2 separate regions of the Homo sapiens genome follow, and region 1 is linked to region 2. A link is a contact called in ENCODE Hi-C data. All regions are on one chromosome and are shown on one strand. The core of a region is the stretch at or near the end of the contact, and the rest is flanking DNA. Distances in the headings are between cores, read along the strand shown. Region 1 overlaps CCDC102A (coiled-coil domain containing 102A). Region 2 holds the start of ARL2BP (ARF like GTPase 2 binding protein).

Region 1 (4,506 bases), core at 1,486-3,985, 270 kb before region 2:
ACAGCCAGCGCACTGGACTGCGACCTGAGGGCCAGCCAGGCCGCGCTCTTCGAGAAGAACAAGGTGGGGCAAGGAGTGGAGTGGCCAGTGCTGGGGCTGCCACCTCCCCATCCAGCCAGAGCGCAGCTTCCCTACTATGTGTCAGGCCTGGTGATAATTATGGTAGCTGCATGTATTCAGCACCTTGTGTGCTAGACCAGTTGGTAATTATAGTAGCCGCATTCATTGAGCACTTACTATGTGCCAAGCTCCACTCTAGGTGCCAGAGACACAGCACTGAACAGACAGATGTGGCCTCCCCTCTTCCCCTCATGGAGCTGAAGACTTACTTGGGGGATGTACACATGGCTCTCTCTGTCACACAGATTCATGCCAATCACACAGCTTCATGGTCACCAGCAAGAAGAGGGGATACTAGGAGACCTGGCTTAGGCCCACGGTCCTGGAAATACCTCCCGGAGGCAGTGACATTTTAAACTGAGTTCTCAGCCAGGCGCAGTGGCACACATCTGTAATCTCAGCACTTTGGGAGGCTGGGGTGGGCAGATCACCTGAGGTCAGCATTTTGGGACCAGCCTGGCTAACATGGCGAAACCCCATATCTACTAAAAATACAAAAATTAGCCGAGCATTGTGGGCACCTGTAATCCCAGCTACTCGGGTGGCTGAGGCAGGAGAATCACTTGAAACCGGGAGGCAGAGGTTGCACTGAGCTGAGATTGCACCACTGCACCCCAGCCTGGGTGACAGAGAAACTCCGTCTCAAAAAAATAATAATAAATAAATAAACTGAGTTCTCCAGGAAAAGCAGCCGTTAACTGGTAGTGTGCGGATTTAGGGGAGGGGATGGAGAGAAGTTAGGAATAACATGAATAAATGTCCGTGGTGAAAGAGACACAGAGCTTTGGAGGAACAAGTCCAGTGTGCTGGAGGGGAGTGAGCGGGGGGATGTGGTAAGTGAGGCACGAGTGGTGGGACTCTTCGAGAGAGTTTAAAGCAGGAGGGGAGTGTGAGCAGGCTGTGTGGGCAGAGGATGGGAAGACAGGCTGGGGGGAAGCTGTTGACATTCCCTGGACAACAAGAGAGGGAGGAGACCTGGACCAGGTTGCAGTCAGTAGAGATGGAACAAAAAGGATGGACTCAAGAGACCTTTAGGCAATGCCTATTCCCATTTTACAGAAATGGAAACTGAGGCTTAGAGAACTCACAGAGCTCCAGGGTGGGCATCTCTTTTGCTGGCTGCCCTTCCTCTTCCCAGCCACTCTGGGCTCTGAGACACCCACCCATTCCCCAGCCTAGCTCATTCCCAACCCAGCTCTTTCAATGCCATACGCCCCTGAAGACTCCAGACCTCATCCTTCCCCGGAAACCCCGACCCTGCTCCAACAGCTCCAGGGTAGATCCAGTAGCATCTGAAAGTTACACATCCAAACCGGAGCCACAGGTTCCACCCACCCAGCCTTCTCACCTCCCTGGAAGGCACCTCCAGCCTCTGGCTGCTCAGCCAAACCTCTACTGCTGATACTTCAGACAACAGATGGAGAGATTCTGGGAAGGAGAGACACCCAGCATCCCTAGAACTGCCTGACCTCGTGGGACTCCCTGGCATGGCGCCCAAGCTGATACTGATTCCCTCCTCCCTCCCACCCCATCCCTGTGCCCTGTAGGAGCTGGCAGACCTGAAGCATGTGCATGGCAAGCTGAAGAAGCAGTTCCAGGAGAAGGTGGCAGAGCTGGCACATGCCAACCGGCGGGTGGAGCAGCACGAGGCTGAGGTGAAGAAGCTGCGGCTGCGGGTGGAGGAGCTCAAGAAGGAGCTGGCCCAGGCTGAGGACGAGGTGAGGACCACAGAGGGGCAGGGGCAGCAACAGACCTTGGCCAGGGAGGAGTGGGGGCCGCAGGGCCATCCTGGCTTCTCCATTCTCAGCCCCTGGTGCCTGGCACAAGCCTGTCTCTCAGGAGTCGCCCAGGATAGAGTGGGTAGGTGCGTGATGAATGGATGGCAGGATGGACATGTGGGTGGGAAGATGGGAAGAAAAATGAACAGAAGACAAGATGGATGTGTGCATGGATGAACCAATGGGTAAAGGAATGAATGGATGGATGAATGGGAGAGAGAGGCAGGGCGGGCAGATGGATGGGTGGATCCAATGGATGTATGAACAGATGATGGCTGGATGGGTAGAGAGTGGACAGATGGATGGACAGCTGACTGGGTCAGTGGGTGGAAGAACGAATACAGAGGGAGAAAGAAGGCCAGGTTGACGGGAAGATAGGTGTGTCCGGGAGAGCAGGAAGGCATGGCTAGGCATGCTAGATGGGCTGCTGATTAGATTAATGGATGGGGAGTGGTGGGTGACTGTCTCCATGGGCAGATGAATATCTCCCTGGACGAATGGTCCGATGGACAGACTGATGGGGACAGAAGGATAGGAGGTGGATGGCTGCATCAGTAGTGCAGGGCCTGGGAGGATGGGTAGATGTGCAAGAGGAGGCAAAGGGGATGGAGAGGAACCAAAGGGATGCTTTTCTAGAAGAGGTAAGCCTTAGCCTAGGCCTCAAGGAGCAAACACTCTCGGAGGAGCACCTTCCCAGGGAACAGCAGGAGTGGTTTTCCCTGGGCGGGTGGCCGGCCTTGCCCAGCCCTGGGTGACCCTCGTGCTTTCGGCCCTGCTCACCCCCACAGCTGGACGAGGCCCACAACCAGGCACGTAAGCTGCAGCGGTCGCTGGACGAGCAGACGGAGCAGAGCGAGAACCTGCAAGTGCAACTGGAGCACCTGCAGTCCAGGTGGGCCCCGGGCAGGGAACAGAAACAGGGCAGAGACTTCCAGCCAGGGAACCCTCCGGTCAGGGACGGAGCCCAAACCAAGGCTGGAGGGGGAGACGAAGGAAGAGATCCAGGTGCCTGGAGCCAGAATCCTGTCCCCTCCGGGCAGGAAGGGCCAGAGCCAGGAAACCAGGGCAGGGGGTGCAGGAAGTCAGGCCAGCTGCAGGCCCTGGAATTGTCTCCTCTAGCAGGAGGGCTGGTGGGTAGAGTGAGGGCAGGAAGGGCGGGCTGGAGAGGTCAGGCCCAAGGCTTGGGGCAGTGGGTGGGGCCAGCAGGGCTCAAATAGGCAGCCCTCAGCGTTACTGGGCCCAGGTGACACCAAGACAGCAGGGATCTGAGAGACTGGTGAGCAGGGACTCGTGGAGGGGCCCCAGGCCTGGATCCCGTCCACTGCCAACAGGCCCCACCCAGCACACTCTGCCTCCCTCTCCCAACCCTGTCTCTGTCCCAGCACTCTGTGAATCACAGAACCAGGCGATATCAGAAAACTTCAGTCCACGTCCCTCCCACTTCACAGCTGGGAGGCCCAAGGAGCATCGGAGCCACAGCATTGACCTGTGCCGGGCCCTGAGAATGCACTTAGTTGCATTCTCTTCTTTCGTGGAATAGAGGGTGCCCGGTTCTGCAGCCAGACTGCCTGAATGGTCTGAAGCCTGGCTCAGCATTAGCAGCTGTGTGGCCTTGGGACATTTATTTAACCTCTCTGTGTCAGTTTCTTCATCTGTAAAATGGGGATGATGATAGTTCTTACCTCTTGATTGTTGTGAGTATTAAATGAGCTGATCCATTCTTAAGAAAGTACCTGGAGGCATGGTAGCTCACACCTGTAATCCCAACAGTTTGGAAGGCCAGGGCAAGAGGATTGCTTGAGACCAGGAGTTTGAGACCCCCTGGGCAACAAAGCAAGACCCCCATGTCTACAAAAAATACAAAACTTAGCCAGGCATGGTGGTGTGTGCCTGTAGTTCCAGCTACTTGGGAGACCGAGGCAGGAGGATCACTTGAGCTCAGGAGTTCATAGCTATAGTAGTGAGCTGTGATCACACCACGGTACTCCAGCCTGGGAGACAAAGTGAGATCCCGTCTCTAAGAAAAAAAGAAAGAAAACACCTGGCACATAATAAATGCTGAGTGATTGTCAGCAGCTGCTGCTATTACTACTGTTACTACTACCGCTGCGGAGGGGCTTATATTTGGGTTACATGTTGTGCATCAGCATCACGCTGCTTCTATGAGAGAAAGGAAAGATGTTTTTTCCTAGGGGGCTGGCAGATGAGGAAACTAAGGCCCAAGAGGGTAAGTCTTTCCATGGCCACACAGTTGGTGGGTGGCCAGGCAGAATCACCCCTGGCCATCAGCCATCCAAGCCCTTATTTATTGAGCATTTACTATATGCTGCTGTTTGCTGAGATCTTGTGGCTTAGAGAATGGGCTGCAGAGACCTAACAGCTATTGTGCCATGGTAAACTGAGCCTCGATTTCCCCATCTGCCTGGGATGACGCCCATAAAGTGTTGTGCAGGGGCCCAGGCGTGGGCCCAAGTCAGGACCCATGCCTGGCTGGCTCTGCCTGCTCTGACCCTGCAGCACACACCCTTCAAAAGACCACTTAGCCTTGGGGCTTTCCCGCAGTCTGGGTCACATTGTTCAGGAGCCATAAACTCCAGAAGTGGGCAGG
Region 2 (4,448 bases), core at 389-2,888:
CAGAACCAGCTGAAGCTTAATACCTTGTTTTCTTTATGGCCATGTGTGCTTATGGTTATGGTTTTATGTGTTTATTTTCATTTTTATTTTTTCCAGACGGAGTCTCGCTCTGTCGCCCAGGCTGGAGTGAAGTGGCACGATCTCGGATCACTGCAAGCTCCACCTCCCAGGTTCACGCCATTTTCCTGCCTCAGCCTCCTGAGTAGCTGGGACTACAGGCGCCCGCTACCACGCCCGGCTAATTTTTTTTGTATTTTTAGTAGAGACAGGGTTTCACCGTGTTAGCCAGGATGGTCTTGATCTCCTGACCTCGTGATCCGCCCACCTCGGCCTCCCAAAGTGCTGGGATTACAGGCGTTAGCCACCGCACCTGGCCTGGTTTTATGTGTTTTATGGCATGAAAATGTTAAAACTCAAAACTATCTAAAATTGAAATTGCTCTTACCCTACATAAGAAATAGAGTAGATCATTATTTCCTATAGTTTTGCGAAGAACGCCACACTGCTGGTGCCCTATTAGCCTGAGTCAGTCCCTTCCAGCCTCTGAATCTATGCTTATTAGATGTTTTCAGGAGTACTGGGCTGTTTGTTTCTAAGACAAACTGCAGTAAGCCTTTACTTAAGTATTACATTGTGCTACATTAAAAATTGCAGGCAGCTTGATGTTTTCTCTTTTTAAAATTAACTCTCCAAATTGATTTCAATGTCCTTAAAGAAACAAGCAAGTCCTTAAAAACAGTATCTTAAAAGCTTACCCATGATAATGTCCTCTAAATATCCAACCACAGCATCAAATTCTGCATCAGAGGCGGAGGAGCTGAAAAACATGCCTGGATTAGGTGCTATTTCAAATAATGCATTAAAAAAATGTTTTTAGTATGGACGTTTTCAAACATGCACAAGAGAAAAAAGAGTAGCAAAACGAACTTCCCATCACCCATCTTCAACGATTAAGAATGACTGACTGATCTAGTAAGTCCAAACAGAAGAAAACACACTCGGCACGTTTGTGACATGAACGTTCAATGTCATGACTCCACTTTAATAAAAACTTGTTCTCCAGGCTCTTAGCTATCACCCCATACCTGTCTGCTTGTGAGCATGAACCCGGCACGGGCGAAACACCTGCCGGGGGGGGTCATTTGGTCAGGAGTCCGGGAGGCGGGGGCCAGGGAGGGGTGGAGGGGCCTCGGGCGCTCAACCCCTCCAGGCTTTGCTGACAGCTGAGGGTTGGCGGCTGGGGATTGTGATGGAGGCGCTGATCAACGGTGACACCCGCCTCGCACTCCTGTCCTGCGGGGCCTGAAACCTGCAGCCTTAGTACTCTACAAAAGGAAGGCCTGGAGCTGGGACGGCGCCTTGGCGGCCCCCACCCTGCCCGGCCCGGCCCGGCCCGGCCCCTAAGGACACCTGTTTTATAGGGTCAGGCCCCGGGGCGAACGCCCGCTGCCTCCGGCCCCAAGTCGCCTGCGCCCTGGAGGAGCTACTCACAAAGACAGCGCAAAGCTCTCTCCTTCTAAGGCGTCCATCGCAGTCGCCCCGAGTAGGCTCCAACCCCGCCCGCGGCCCAACTCGCATGCAGGGCGCGGCCGCCCGGCGGGGTTAAGGCCTCTCAGCCAAGGCCGCGGCCAGCTCACTGCCAGGTCGGGTCAGCGCCTGCGCGCCAGGTCCGGCCTTGGATACCCTCTGCCGCCACGCGTCGGTCCGGCCTCTACGCCCGCCTGGCCCTCTGCGCGCGCCGCCGACGCCGCAGGTCCGGGCCTCGGTGACTGCCGGAGGGGCGCGGCGCCCCGCCTCCTGTCACCATGGCCACCGCAACCCCTTCCACCGCCTCACGGCCGGCCGGCATCCAATCACAGGCGAGCGTTACCGATGCCGGGGCGGGGCAAGACAGGGAGAGGAAGTCCCGGAAGGGAGTGCGGAGGGATGCGGCGCTTCGGCGAGCACCCGTTGTGTGGGAACTCCGTCTCAAGTCGCCCCCATTGTACGGATGAAGGAATCGAAGCCACGAGCCAGAATTTCCTCACTCGCAACTCGAGAATAAATTGCGCCTCCCTGAGTGTGGAGGATTAAATAAGTAGTTTAAGGCGTGTTTAAAGAGCGCTTGTAAGTTGCCAAGTCGCTGGAGAGCCAGTCCCTTATCCCTTGAACCAGGTGATGCTGACGTCTGATTTCAAGACAGTTCCTACCCCTCGTGGAAGGAAAGCCCCATCGCAAGAAGTCGATGTCCTGTAATTTACGTTATAATCTTCGCATCATAAAGATTACTCGGCAGTAATTGGTTTCTTGACTAATTATACAAGATGAGAATTGAAGAACTATTTTGAGCCACGCAATCAGGAATCAGATACCTTTCAGGAAAAGGCCTCTTCAAAACTGCCAAACTTTGAAAAAGGATTCGTTTGAGCTGATTTCTCTTGATTGGACAACTAAGCATTGTGTCTCTTTAGTTGCATGATACCTTATGGCCAAAGTGTGGTATATGACTAGAGGAACTAGAGGGGTTTAAGGTATGAACTGAGGGTCAGGTGGCCAGTCAGAATGGGTTAGCAGACATTTTTTATTTTTTTGAGACGGAGTCTTGCTCTGTCGCCCAGGCTGGAGGGCAGTGGCACGATCTCGGCTGGCTACAACTTCCGCCTCCCAGGTTCAAGCGATTCTCGTGCCTCAGCCTCCCGAGTAGCTAGGATTACAAGTACGTGCCACTATGCCCGGCTATTTTTGAATTTTTAGTAGAGACAGGGTTTCACCATGTTGGCCAGGCTGGTCTCGAACTCCTGACCTCAGATGATCCACCTACCTTGGCCTCCAAAAGGGCTAGGATTACAGGTGTGAGCCACCACAACCGGCCTAGCAGACATCTTTGAATGGACTTAAAATAGATATCCGTGGGATCTGAAACAAAGATGGTTACAAAGACACAGTCGGGTGTGACAGCTGTGACCAAGGTGACATAAATTATTACTAATTTATTTATTTATTGAGATGGAGTTTCGCTCTTACTGCCCGGGCTAGAGTGCAATGGTGCAATCTCGGCTCAACACAACCTCCGCCTACCGGTTTCAAGCGATTCTCCTGCCTCAGCCTCCCGCGTAGCTAGGATTACAGTCATGCGCCACCATGCCTAATTTTTTTGTGTTTTTAGTAGAGATGGGGTTTCTCTATGTTGGTCAGGCTGGTCTTGAACTCCCGACCTCAGGTGATCCGCCCGCCTTGGCCTCCCAAAGTGCTGGGATTACAGGCGTGAGCCACTGCGCTCGGCCTATTTATTTTTTGAGAGGGAGTCTTGCTCTGTTGCCCAGGCTGGAGTGCAGTGGCGCAATCTCGGCTCACTGCAATCTCTGCCTCCCGGGTTTAAGGGATTCTCCTGCCTCAGCCTCCTAAGTAGCTGGGATTACAGGCGCGTGCCACCACACCCGGCTAATTTTTGTATTTTTAGTAGAGACAGGGCTTCACCATGTTGGCCAGCGTGGTCTCGAACTCCTGACCTCTGGTGGTCTGCCCGCCTCGGCCTCCCAAAGTGTTGGGATTACAGGCGTGAGCCACCGCACCCGGTCAGGTGACATCAATTATGAGTTACTCTGTTTAGCACCAAGTGGAAGATAGGCATTTAAAAAGATTTGCTGAATTACTGGACTGAGTTGTTTAGTCAAGCCCTGGTCACACAGCTTACAGCAAACTCAGAGAGTTTCTTCATGACCTACTTTCTCTATATACCACACATTTCTGGACAAAATGAATTTGCCTACCCTTCCTAAGTCATTGATGGAGTGGAGGAGGAACACACCTTGATTTAATCTGTTCTGGTTATCTATTGCTGTTACAAACCACCTGAAAATTTAGTGGCTTAAAACCACCATTTTGCTCACTAATCTGTAATTTGGGCAGGGCCAGCTAGTCTCTATTCCAGTTGGTGTCGGCTGGGGGCAGCTGGAATGGACTAGAGGAGCTTCCTCCAAGGAGTTTACTCACATGGCTGGCAAATTAGTGTTGGCTCTTGGCTCTCAGTTGTGGACATTGGCCAGAGAACTGGGGCCGGGGTTTGGGGGGTTTCAGTTCCTCTCCATCTATAGGATTCAGGGGATTCTTGGGTTTTCTCACACCATGGTGCTGGGTCCAAGAGCAAGTGTTTCAAGACACTGAAATGTAAGCTGGCAGTCACTTAAAGACCTGGTACTGGAAACTGGCACAATAGCCCTTCCACTGTGTTCCACTGATCAAGCAGACCCAGAGCCACCCAAATTTAAGGAAAGTAGACATAAACCTCATTTCTTGACGGGAGGGATGTCAAATAATTTGTGGCCATCTTTTAATCCATTTCACCAACCTTACTGACTCTAGGAACAAATGGGGATAAAGATAAAAAGTACCCACTCAAGGATGTATCAGATAGTGTGCTAAACATTTATAAATACATTGTCTCCTTTTGAAATATTTGAGACCTTACA

What was found. Hi-C counts contacts between places; a loop is a spot of excess contacts on that map. Pooled maps may share reads with other maps.
Region 1: a map of CD8-positive, alpha-beta T cell shows a loop between it and region 2 (4-fold over the local background). The contact joins the enhancer-like site here to the promoter of ARL2BP in region 2. A Hi-C loop is called at or near these places in 2 of 168 maps with a recorded cell type or tissue (CD8-positive, alpha-beta T cell and naive thymus-derived CD4-positive, alpha-beta T cell) and 6 of 50 pooled maps.

Annotation. Positions count from the first base shown.
Region 1 is chr16:57,513,625-57,518,130 of GRCh38, reverse strand. It overlaps CCDC102A (coiled-coil domain containing 102A), which reads left to right. Exons shown (of 9, transcript NM_033212.4): 6 at 1-63; 7 at 1,668-1,838; 8 at 2,687-2,790. Among named protein-coding and RNA genes, the nearest start is that of CCDC102A, 21 kb to the left of the region's middle. Within about 2 kb of position 2,735, at least 4 of the 41 ENCODE cell types and tissues checked have a DNase peak (open chromatin) inside an H3K27ac peak, as active enhancers do.
Region 2 is chr16:57,242,449-57,246,896 of GRCh38, reverse strand. It overlaps ARL2BP (ARF like GTPase 2 binding protein), which reads right to left and starts at 1,638. Exons shown (of 6, transcript NM_012106.4): 1 at 1,492-1,638; 2 at 756-817. The coding sequence starts at 1,529. It overlaps LOC124903697 (a long non-coding RNA gene), which reads left to right. Exons shown (of 2, transcript XR_007065082.1): 2 at 1-1,082. RefSeq lists silencers at 1,240-1,449, 1,540-1,919.